Regions from separate parts of the Homo sapiens genome. Here regions 1 and 3 are each linked to region 2. The links are chromatin contacts, found by Hi-C or POLR2A ChIA-PET in ENCODE. All regions are on one chromosome and are shown on one strand. Each heading gives the region's core, a stretch centred on a gene start or an enhancer-like site at or near the end of the contact. The rest is flanking DNA. Distances are from core to core; before and after follow the strand shown. Region 1 overlaps MYO5A (myosin VA). Region 2 overlaps MYO5A (myosin VA). Region 3 overlaps MYO5C (myosin VC).

Region 1 (3,753 bases), core at 1,180-3,679, 120 kb after region 2:
AGTTCAAGGCTGCAGTGAGGTATGATTGTGCCACTGTACTCCAGCCTGGATGACAGAACAAATCCCTGGCTCTAAATAATAAAAATAAAAATAAGATAAAATTGAAAAAGGAATATATTTGTTTACACTACTTGAAAAAAGAAAATATTTGTTTTTTTCTGATTATAAAAGAATGTATGTTGATTATAACAATTCAGATATTACATAATTGAATAAAGTATTAATAGAAAATGAAAATCTCCCAAAACCCTCTTGCCCACAGAAAAAAATATTTTAAGCAGTCTAAACAGTCTAGTATAAACTTCCATAACATAGGCATACACACAGACACACACACACATACATATACTACACACACACACACACACACACACACACACACACTGTATTTTACTTTTCTCTATTTAACAATATATCCTAGACATTTATCCATATTAATATGAGATGCTGTTAATTATCTTTTTTAAATAGTGGTCAAGATAGTATTTATATATATAAACTAATATTAAATTTTTGTTTGGGAGGCCAAAGCGGGCAGATCACCTGAGGTCAGGAGTTCCAGACCAGCCAGGCCAGTGAAACCTCGTCTCTACTAAAAATATAAAAATTATCCGGGCATGGCGGCACACACCTGTAATCCCAACTACTCAGGAGGCTGAAGCAGGAGAATTGCTTGAACCTGGGAGTCAGAGGTTACAGTGAGCCAAGATCGCGCCACTGCACTCCAGCCTATGCAACAGAGTGAGACTCCATCCCAATACATATATACATACATACATACATACATAAATTTTTGAAATTCACAAAACCTGACAAAATGGATTCTAATTAGATCAGAAGTACTTCAGGGTCTAACACTGAACAACAGAGAGTAGAGACAAAATATAAAATAAAGCTCGTAATTATTCTGTATCATTTGTACATAAGATCTAAATATTTAATAGTGCTGTAATTGCAGACTTGCCATATTTACCTATAGTGCATTTACAAACTCTCTTTCTCACTCCAAACCAGAAATAATATAACCTCTGACCATACCACATCTATAGAAGTGTCTGATCAGTAAGGCCAGCCATTTCCAAAACTTTTAGTAAGAGAACAGAGAGGATACCAACCTAGTTGACAAATGTAAAAGGCAGATGAACACATACAGGGGTTTGCAAGTGTCAGCCTCCATTTAAAGTAATCAATTCTCTCATTGTGCCATTAGTAAATAACATTTTGGTTGATTTCTTCAGTTACACAAAGAATTAGTGTCTTCCTTTATGATTAAGGAAACAGAGATTGCCTTGTAAGTCTCAGCAAACGATACAAATTTAAGTACAAGTTGAAATCCTGTCATTTGGAGCAACATGGATAGAACCAGAGGTCATTATGTTAAGTGAAATAAGCCAGGCACAGAAAGACAAATATCACATGTTCTCATTCATATGTGAGAGCTAAAAAAGTAGGTCTCATGAAGACAAGAGAGTAGACTGGTGGATACCAGAGGCCAGGCAAGGTAGCAGGGACGGGGAGATAAAGAGAGGTTGATTAATGGGCACAAATATTAATATACAGTTTGATAGAAGAAATAAGATCTAGTGTTCAACAGATCAGTGGGATAACTACAGGTTACAATAATCTACTGTATATTTCAAAATAGCTAACAGACTAATTTGAATGTTTCTAGCATAAAGAAAAAACAAATAGGGAAGGTGATGGCTATCCCAATTACACTGATTAGATCTTTATAAATTATATCAATGTATTAAATTATAACATTACCCGCAAAATATGTACATCTATTATGTATCAATAAAAAATAAATTTAGGCTGGGCATGGTGGCTCACACCTGTAAATGCCAGCACTTTGGGAGGCCAAGGTGGGAGGATCTCTTGAGTCAAGGAGTTCAGGACAAGGAGTTCAGCCTGGGCAATATAGTGAGATGCTGTCTCTAAAAAAAAAAATAAAGAAATTTGCCAGGCATGGTGGCGCATATCTGTAGTTCCAGCTACTCAGGAGGCTGAAGTGGGAGGATCACTTGAACCTGGGAGGATGATGCAGTGAGCTAAGATTGTGCCATTGCACACCAGCCTGGGTGACAGAGCAAGACCATGTCTAGGAAAAATAATAATAAATTTACAAAAATAAATTTTAGAAACAACAAAACTGAATGAAATAAAAACTGAATCAAAAAAATTAAGTAAGTGGAAACTTATTATGTTCGTCTCCTGATATGGTCAAATTTTCTTAATTTCCTAACTACTTTTTTTCCACAAGGGTCCTATGTATTTTCTCACTTCTAAGAGGTATTATCTACCTCTACTTTAACTTTCCATACCAAATGAACAAATTTACCAAACATTTTACCATTAATCTAAAACTTAACAGGAATGGGTTAGCACATGATCGACATTGCTTTACCATCAACTTCACATAAGTGTTCAGAAACCAGGCGGAAGTGAAACCCTAAGTTGAAGGAGCTTTTAACGCTTGCATGAAAATTTTCTAGACCTTCAAAGGCTGTTGCTGCTGTTTCTCCTTCTTTTTTTTTTTTTTTTTTTGCCTTTTTAAATATCTTGTTCTCTTCTTTCCCCCACTGAAATTCAAGAATTTGCAGATACCATAAACTTGGGATATCCTAGAAACAACCATGGTTAGAAAACTGATATGTTTCTACACACTCATCCTTTAATTGATGTCCTCCACCCACTCACTCTTACTCATACCCAGCTAGCTTCTCCCATATTATTGAAACTTCAATCCTTGCCTCTGTCATGTTCAGGTTTCTAAGCCTGGGGAAGATAACACTTTAAAATGCCGTAAGTACAGTGGGAAAGGACTGAGGAGGTAGCCAGAAAACCTAGAAATTATGACTAGGACTGGATTCTTTGGCATTAATACCCATGTTTTGCAATGTCCAAAGCATGACTAGAATTGATCTTTCACCCCCGAATGCTGTCATATTCCCATATTACCTGTATTTCTGTGCCTAAATAACACCATATAGACAAATTCTCCAATTTTATATTAACTTTATTCACATTGAAGCTGCCACATCTTACATTAGGAATGCTTTCAGCTACAAGGAACAGAAAAGTCTGACAGAACGCTGGGCGAGGTGGCTCACGTCGGTAATCCCAGCATTTTGGGAGACCAAGGCGGGTGGATCGCGAGGTCAGGAGTTCAAGACCAGATGGTGAAACCCTGTCTCTACTAAAAATACAAAAATTAGCCGGGCATGGTGGCGGGCACCTGTAATCCCAGCTACTCAGGAGGTTGAGGCAGAGAATTGCTTGGACCCAGCAGGCAGAGGTTGCAGGGAGCTGAGATCGCACCACTGCACTCCAGCCCGGGCGACACAGCGAGACTCCATCTCAAAAAAAAAAAAGAAAAAAGAAAAGTCTGACAGGTAGGTTAAACTCTTAGGAGTTTGTATCCTTAACAAGAAGTCCAGAGAAGGTTATCTCGGGGCTATTCTGGCAGCTCAATAATGTCGTTAAGAACTCAGACTCGGCAGTTCCCATTATCTTCGGGAGCTGTGGAGGTAGGAATTTAAGACAGGCCCATTTTATTAATTTATTTTCAAATGCAACAAAAGGTCCAAGGACAATCTGTGGGCCACTTAATTCAGGGCCCTCAATTCGTACATGGAGAACTCTCAGATACAGCCAAAGCCATGGGTTTTGGAGACCTGAAAAGCCCCGCCGGCCTCCAGGTGCTCAATGATTACCTGACAGACAAGAGCTACATCAAGGGGTATGTGCCAT
Region 2 (3,743 bases), core at 252-2,751:
TTTTCTTTTCCTTTTTTCTTTTTTTGAGACGAAGTCTCACTCTTGTCCCGCAGGCTAGAGTGCAGTGGAGTGATCTCGGCTCACTGCAACTGCAGCCTCCCAGGTTCAAGTGATTCTCCTGCCTCAGCCTCCCGAGTAGCTGGGATTACAGGCGCCCGCCACTACACCCGGCTAATTTTTGTACTTTTAGTAGAGACAGGGTTTGACCATGTTGGCCAGGTTGGTCTCAAGCTCCTGACCTCAGGTGATCCACCCACCCTGGCCTCCCAAGTGCTGGGATTACAGGTGTGAGCCACTGCACCCGGCTGACGGATGCTTTTTCATTTATTTTTATACTATTCTGTATTTCCTGAAAACTGTCTTTACAATGTACATGTATTACTTTTAAAATTAGAAAAATAGGCTGGGCATGGTGGCTCGCGCCTGTAATCCCACTGGGAGGCCGAGTGGGGACGGATCACGAAGTCAGGAGTTCAAGACCAGCCTGGCCAAGATGATGAAACCCTGTCTCTACTAAAAATAGAAAATTAGTTGGGCATGATGGTGCATGCCTGTAATCCCAGCTACTCGGGAGGCTGAGGCAGGAGAATCACTTGAACCTGGGAGGCAGAGGTTGCGGTAAGCCGAGATCGCGTTATTGCACTCCAGCCAGGGCAAGAAGAGTGAAACTCTATCTCAAAATAAATAAATACATACATAAAATTAGAAAAATATTTCTGTTTTGTAAAAAAAACTCCAGAAAAATTGATTCTCCCTTCATGCATGGTATCTGAAGCAGGAGGAGGTGCTGGTGAAAACAGACACCCTCTGATGATTTCAGCAGTGGAGAAGCAGCAGGTAAGCATTCGCCAAACAGCCTTATCCCAGCCAGTGCTGGTTCCACCTAATGCCCAAATGAACAAAAATCCCAGAGAGATCAATTGAAGTAAATTCAAAACAGAAAACAGAACCAGAATGCTTGGTTGACCTCAAGTTTTCAAATCTTCAGATGGCTGCTAATTTACTCTCACATTCTCAAAAGGGACAAAAACTGAAAAAATAATCTACTGACTAGTGGTTTCCCTCTACAAGGCATGAAGACTTACCCAAATATTTTTTTCCTTATAAAAATGTAAGGAAAATATTAGTTTGCTTGGCTGGTTTGGCACTTCTTATAAGATATGTACTTTTTCACTGGGTGGTTCAGAAATACTTACGTGAATGGGAACTTGAAGTCATTAGGCTTGATACAGCGCACATAGTGAGGGGTAGTGGCATTGAGTGTCTCCATAAGCAGGTGCAGGGAGTTTCTGAACTGCATGAAAAAGGGCAGAAGAGGGTATCAAGGCTTTGTCCAAAGTCAAAGGTGAGGTAAAACAATGGGAAATTCCCTTCCTATGACACTAATGGAGAAAACTTTGCCACTTATAAACTTGACCCATCTTCAGAAGAGGAGCTGCCACAAAACAAGAATGCTAGGGCTTTTGGTTAAAATTTGCCTAAATTCTACCATTTTCATGCTTACTCTGCTAAATATAGATTCCTATACTCCCACTCCTTTTCCCCACAGGAAGCTACAGAAACCTGTTATGAGCTTAGTCATATGTAACTAACAATATAACCTTGCTTTAAGGCTATTTAATCACATAAAGTGGGAATTTTGATGGAAGATACTGGAAAACGTAGCAGATGACTTAAAAGAGTATAGGTAATGAATGAGAGAATGACAAAGGATAGGCAGAGAGGAGTTAAAATTAGGGACCTAGGATCAGGACTGGAGGCTGTGGACCTGGGTCAGGCCCTGTTTCTGTCTACACCAGGCACAGGGTCCCATGCACAGGACAGCAAGCTGAGGAGCGCTCAGCCTCCATTCAAAGCCCTACTCCCTGTTCAGGCACTAAGCATGTATGTAACATTTCCCACTCTCAGAGAACATAAGACATCAAAGAAAGGCGAGGGCCCTGTTCTGAAGGAGCTGACCGAGGCACTGTACAAATATAGAGACAAAACAAACAGAAAACTAAGCAAAGATGGGGTGGTCTGAGAGACGATATGCACGAGAGAATTAAGCTGTAGAGAAAATTATTTCGGGAAAGGCTTATGCAGAGTCACAGGTCTAAAACTGGGTGGAGAAGAGTTTTAGTGGATGGTGTCGTATGATCTCACAGTGAAAGCTCTAGGCTCTCCTCACCTGAGGATCCCACCTGGGAGGCTGAAGAGGGAAGATCTGAGGTTTCAGATGAGCCAGAAAGGAAGGAGCGTGGCAGCGGCAGCTCCCTGAACTCACCTGATGCCCCACTGTTTTCTTGTGCTCTTTGGCCATTTGGCCTGGTCTGCCTTTGGTGGGCTTTGCAGGAGTTCGTGTGAGGGGTGTGCGCCCTGAGGAGGTGGCTGAAGTTGGACTGATGGCCTTCTCATCATCTTGAAATAGTTCTGGTAGCATCTTAAACTAAGTCAGAAACAATATAAAGAAATTACATTCTAAACCAAACTTGAACGCAAACCTTCACAAAAGAAATATTACAGAGATTCCCTTCCTTAAGTAATCACTGTCAGAGTCACACTCCAGAAAGAGTCAGTATCTGTGCTAAGAGCCAAGAATATGAGAGGAAGGTGAGGTAAGTGCTATACAAAAATAACACGGAAAAATGCAATAATTCTACAACCATGTCTGGGGGAAAGCAAAGTCAAAACTACTGCACCCGGACTTGAAAACCTAATCCACAGGAAGTGACAAATCTAAACATATTAATGGGCTTGAACTATAATTATTTTACGAGAAAAACAGTAATTGAAAGTCTTATTACCTCAGTTCCACAAACTGTTTTAGCATCAGGTGGAGAAAAACACTAGTCCAAGTTTGCAAGTTATTTATCAAGTGTCTACTCACCTGCTTTATTTGTCTACCTACTAACTTAAGTGCTGAGCACTAACTGAAAAACATCACCGAAAATCTCAGCAGGAAAGGGTCATAAACAAATTCTACAATATTAGAAGGTTTTAAAAGTTATGAATAATAATTTTTGGAAGATAATTCGGGTTACAGAAAAAAAAGTTTAAAACCCTACCCATATCCTGTACATTTGATATTTGTTTTCAAGGGATTTATAACTTCAACAAATAATTCCTGTAATCAATTTTGTGTTCTATCAGGTTAGCAATGTGAAAGATTATTAAAAGATCTGGTACTCAATAAGTAGGTAGATGATATTAGTCAATATGGTTGGGAGAAATTTTATGGAAAAAAAGAGACTTCAAATGAATCCAAAGGAACATCTTGATGTATGTACATATCTTTACAACAGTGCCACATCCCATATAAATAAAACCAGTTCTTCTAATTAGTCAAGCTATATTTGCAACTATAATTATATATCTATTAACCTTAATACAACCTATTTAATCTTCATAACAATTCCATAAATTAGATGCTATCATGATTCTATTTTATAGATGAGAGATCTGAGGCATAAACTCAGTAGATGAACTGTGCTTCCCCTTATTAATCAGCTATACAGAAAGTAGAGGGTTAAAACTCATTTTAATGGTATTTGGTAGAACTGAAATTCAGTGGTATTTAGTCAAGTTGCAATTTATTTATATGCTTCCTGATATTAGATGTGGCCACAGAAGATTTCTTTATGGTGGAAAAATATCAAATAAAGCACCTTCTGATAAGTTTATAATTCCATATATATATATATTTTTTTAAACTCCTTTTCAAATTGTAAGCTAGAGGCTGCAGGAAAAAAAAAGACAAAACA
Region 3 (3,594 bases), core at 575-3,074, 94 kb before region 2:
TGCCATTGCACTGCAGCCTGGGTGACATGCGTGAAACTCCGTCTCAAAAAAAAAAAAAAATTAAGTTGTAACAGCTGGCTAAGCGAAGCTGGTGAAAGTGGAGGTGTTCTGATGGGAGCTGGAGCTGAGAGCCCTGGGGGCCTTCCAAGGAAGCCTGGGCTCTGAGAAGTAATGTGAAAGTCACTAGGCCAATCAATCCTTTTGTTTAACAGAGCCCCTAACTGAAGCCCAGAGAGAAATAACTCACCAAACAGCAGACAGAGTCTCAAAGGACCAGGACTCCAGCAGAGCTAGGGCCTGTGACTCCTAGTTTGAACTCCGTATTAGTTAAGCGAATCTGGCCCTGAAAGTAATCCTGAACTCTGAACTGCAACCATCTACTTGAGAGTCCATGTGCTCTCCTAACTATAATTTAGGATTGGTTTCAGCTAAAAGTGGTATTAAATGGCAGGCAGTATTAGGACATACGTAACCACTGACGGCTTCTCTTCTGAAGACCAGTGACTCCTCAGCCCAGTACCCCAGGCCGCCCACACCCTGCGATCCTGGTGCTTCTGCTGGCATTGAGTGCCCTGCAGCTGAAACCCAGCCTGGTAAGTAAACAACGGTGAGTTTACTCAGCTCCGGGTAAGTTCCACCCATTCATTCCTGTCCCCTCCTCCCTCACATTCCTCTACCCACAAAGCAATGCTTCAAACTGGAGGAAGAGTTAACTTTACAGCATTCATCCAAACAGATGCAGTCCGCAGTTCATGCAAACAATGTAACCAGCTGTCAACTGACCTCCAGAATATGGGGCCTTCCCATGAGGCAGGAGTCTGTGGACTGGGATGGAACAGCTCGCCAAGCCCTTCAGCGGAGCCAGGAAAGAGAGGGCCACCTCCCAACTTCCCTGAGTGCCCTCCCCATGCCAAGGCGCCAAGCTGAGGCAGAGGCTCGGGACCACTGAACCTTATGAGCTCAAGACCATGCCAGCCACCCCCCCAAGGCACACAGGTGAGATGAGAACAGCATCTTCTCACGCCGCCTGCTTTTCTGAGGGATCTTCTGGCATGAGCCACAGAAATGACTTGAAGACTTATATGGAAGATGGGACAAGATGGGACGACATGTGTTTCCCTCCTAGAACCGCTTTCTGGACTGGGAGTGTCCACACTCCAGGTCAGCCAGGCCAGATTGTCACACCATGCCCCTCTCTTCCTCCTCCTCTTCATTCGCTCCTCATGGGCCCCTCCCCTGGCTCCCCTGCCCCTCCCACTGCCCCCCATGTCCGTGTCTCCCAAGGTCCTTCCCAGCCTCTTCTCATGATAGGCTGTTTCTGGAGAGTTCCACCCAATTCCACAGCTTCTGCAACTGCCTGGCACCTGTGCATCTGAGACCTCCCACCCAGATCGTGCACTGGAGCTCTACACCACATTTCCAATTGCCTCCAAGATGTCAGCCCCTAAATGTCCTCATAGACTCATAAATTCCAAACTCCAGTGATGCCGACGCTCCTCCTTCCTAGCTCTCTTGCCCCTCATGTCAGAAGCCTGGGACAGTGCTGGGCACCCCTCTGTGTCTCCACCCCAACAGCCCAACAGTCACCAGGTGCTAGAAAAGACTGCCTTTTAAAAGCCCTCTCCTGTCCGCCCCTGCCTACCAGCCCCCTTGCCATGGCCATAAGTCAGCCCCCAACCCTACCCCCACCAATCCTCTCTTGACTGGTGCAGCAGCCCCCGGAGGCTTCCTCAGCCAGGCTGAGCACGAGGTTTCTTTGGGCAGACAGACTCTCTCATCCGTACTTGATTGGAATTCCTGTGGGTGGGGCCCGGCAAGAGAAAAGCTTTGAAAATCAACCCCCACATGGGTTTTGAGGAAGAGCCAGGCCTGGGCAACCAGCATTCTGGCCAATTTCCTGCTCAGGCCTCACCCTCTTTTCAATCCACCCTCTGCCTGTGGCCACCCAAAACCACTAGCACTTTCTGGAACATGGCAGGCCTTCTTTGGCTTTCTGCTGTGTACTTCTGTTCCTTCCACCCTAGCCCCACCCATCCTCTCCCCATCCAAGAGCAAACAGCTCTGAACAGTCTGGAGTAGCTGGAGACACTCCTCATCTTGGCACTCTCCTTGCCACTTGCCATCTAGCAGAGCTGGATGCTTCCCTTGAGCGCTCTCTGCTCCTCCCCCAGGTATCTAGGCTGCCTCCCATCTCCCCCACTGGCATTTGAACTTTAAGAGCCTGGTCTTTGTGCTTGGAATCCAATGCAAAGGCTTCCCATAACTAGCACTCCATAAACAACTTTTGAACAAAAATTCAAATTCCCAGTGGTTCAGTTGCACCAATTAAAGACTAAGTATTTCAGTCTTTTCATCCCTTTTTTTCTCTTTGAACTACCCATACATAATACAATGGATACATTTAATTTTCCAGAGTTGTTAATGGTATATAGAAGTCTAAAAACTATTTAGAATTAGCCAAATTAAAAAAAAAATCGTTACGCTGAACTTTGACCTCATTTTAGACAGGGGCCCTGGACTGCTAGTCAAGACACTTCTTTTGACCTTGCACATCTGAGTTTCAGCAGAACTTTGAAGATATTTGTGAGTTCCTCTTGCACAAGTGAAAGAAACAGATGGTGGAATGACTGTAGTGAACCTGTCACTACACAGTCATAACCTGAGTTCTAATTAATGAGCAAGAGCAACCTTTAGGAAAAAAAAAAAAAAAAGGTCTCCAGAGGCATGCCACAGAGCTCTACCGCCTCCCCTTTCATTCAACACTTTCACCAGTATCGTAGATGAAAAAACAAAACACATGTATCAAACAAGCAGATGAAATGATTGATTAGCTAAAGATGATCAAGATTCAAAAGGTTTTTACAAGCTACAGAAACGCTGGGCACTAAACAAAACAGAAAATTTTATAGGGATAAATGTAAAGTCTGTATTTAGGTAAAAAAAATCAACTGTATTATAATAGCATCAGTATTTGAGTAATCTTTATTAAGCATTATGTGTCAGGTGCTGTGCTAAGGATTTTACACGCCATTAATCCTCATAGTGACCTCCTCAGCTGGTAAGCATGATTCAGTCCATTATACTGGTGTGGAAACTCAGGTTAAGTAACTTGCCTGGTGTCACCCAGTTAGTAAGGGGCAGGACCAGGACTTGATTTGACCCACCAGGGGCAGAGCATGTACCAGCTCTGCTTAAAGCACTAACATAATGCCAGGATACACTGAGGGATGCTCACAAGAAGTTGCACCGTACTCATGGCTGAGCAGATCAAGGCTAGAGAATAGTGCCACTAAAATGGGCATCAAGGTGTGAAAATTCACCCAGAGGAAGGTGGCCTGGATGCTGAGGGTCTGGAATGATGCTGTCAGAGAAATGGTTGGTGGCACTGTCACTCTCCTCAAGCCGTCTGTCCTACCCACCCTTCCTGCTCAGCAGCTGTCAAGCTCTCTGGGCTTTCTTCCTTCTCTGTCAGTATCTCTGTGCCTTCAACTCCTGCCACTGTGGCCTCAGGCCCTCACTCCTTTCTGAGGTTAACCCATGCCTGGTGCCTTTCTTATGTCTTCAAACTGCAGTCCTCTGCTGGTTTCCTCCCTT

What was found. Hi-C counts contacts between places; a loop is a spot of excess contacts on that map. ChIA-PET counts read pairs that join two places held with the same protein, here RNA polymerase II (POLR2A). Pooled maps may share reads with other maps.
Region 1: a pooled map shows a loop between it and region 2 (3-fold over the local background). The contact joins two enhancer-like sites. A Hi-C loop is called at or near these places in 1 of 37 single-sample maps with no recorded cell type and 3 of 50 pooled maps. POLR2A ChIA-PET finds 5 or more read pairs at or near these places in 3 of 52 experiments (PC-3, activated CD4-positive, alpha-beta T cell and activated CD8-positive, alpha-beta memory T cell).
Region 3: a pooled map shows a loop between it and region 2 (2.0-fold over the local background). The contact joins two enhancer-like sites. A Hi-C loop is called at or near these places in 1 of 37 single-sample maps with no recorded cell type and 3 of 50 pooled maps. POLR2A ChIA-PET finds 5 or more read pairs at or near these places in 2 of 52 experiments (activated CD4-positive, alpha-beta T cell and activated naive CD4-positive, alpha-beta T cell).

The regions. Positions count from the first base shown.
Region 1 is chr15:52,501,527-52,505,279 of GRCh38, forward strand. The region is part of intron 1 of MYO5A (myosin VA); the gene reads right to left. It also overlaps the pseudogene EEF1B2P1. Among named protein-coding and RNA genes, the nearest start is that of MYO5A, 25 kb to the right of the region's middle. Within about 2 kb of position 2,430, at least 3 of the 41 ENCODE cell types and tissues checked have a DNase peak (open chromatin) inside an H3K27ac peak, as active enhancers do.
Region 2 is chr15:52,381,895-52,385,637 of GRCh38, forward strand. MYO5A (myosin VA) reads right to left here. Exons shown (of 42, transcript NM_001382347.1): 15 at 2,267-2,428; 16 at 1,197-1,294. Among named protein-coding and RNA genes, the nearest start is that of MYO5C, 88 kb to the left of the region's middle. RefSeq lists enhancers at 1,590-1,649, 1,690-1,919. Within about 2 kb of position 1,502, at least 2 of the 41 ENCODE cell types and tissues checked have a DNase peak (open chromatin) inside an H3K27ac peak, as active enhancers do.
Region 3 is chr15:52,287,932-52,291,525 of GRCh38, forward strand. All of the region lies in intron 1 of MYO5C (myosin VC), which reads right to left. Among named protein-coding and RNA genes, the nearest start is that of MYO5C, 6.1 kb to the right of the region's middle. Within about 2 kb of position 1,825, at least 16 of the 41 ENCODE cell types and tissues checked have a DNase peak (open chromatin) inside an H3K27ac peak, as active enhancers do.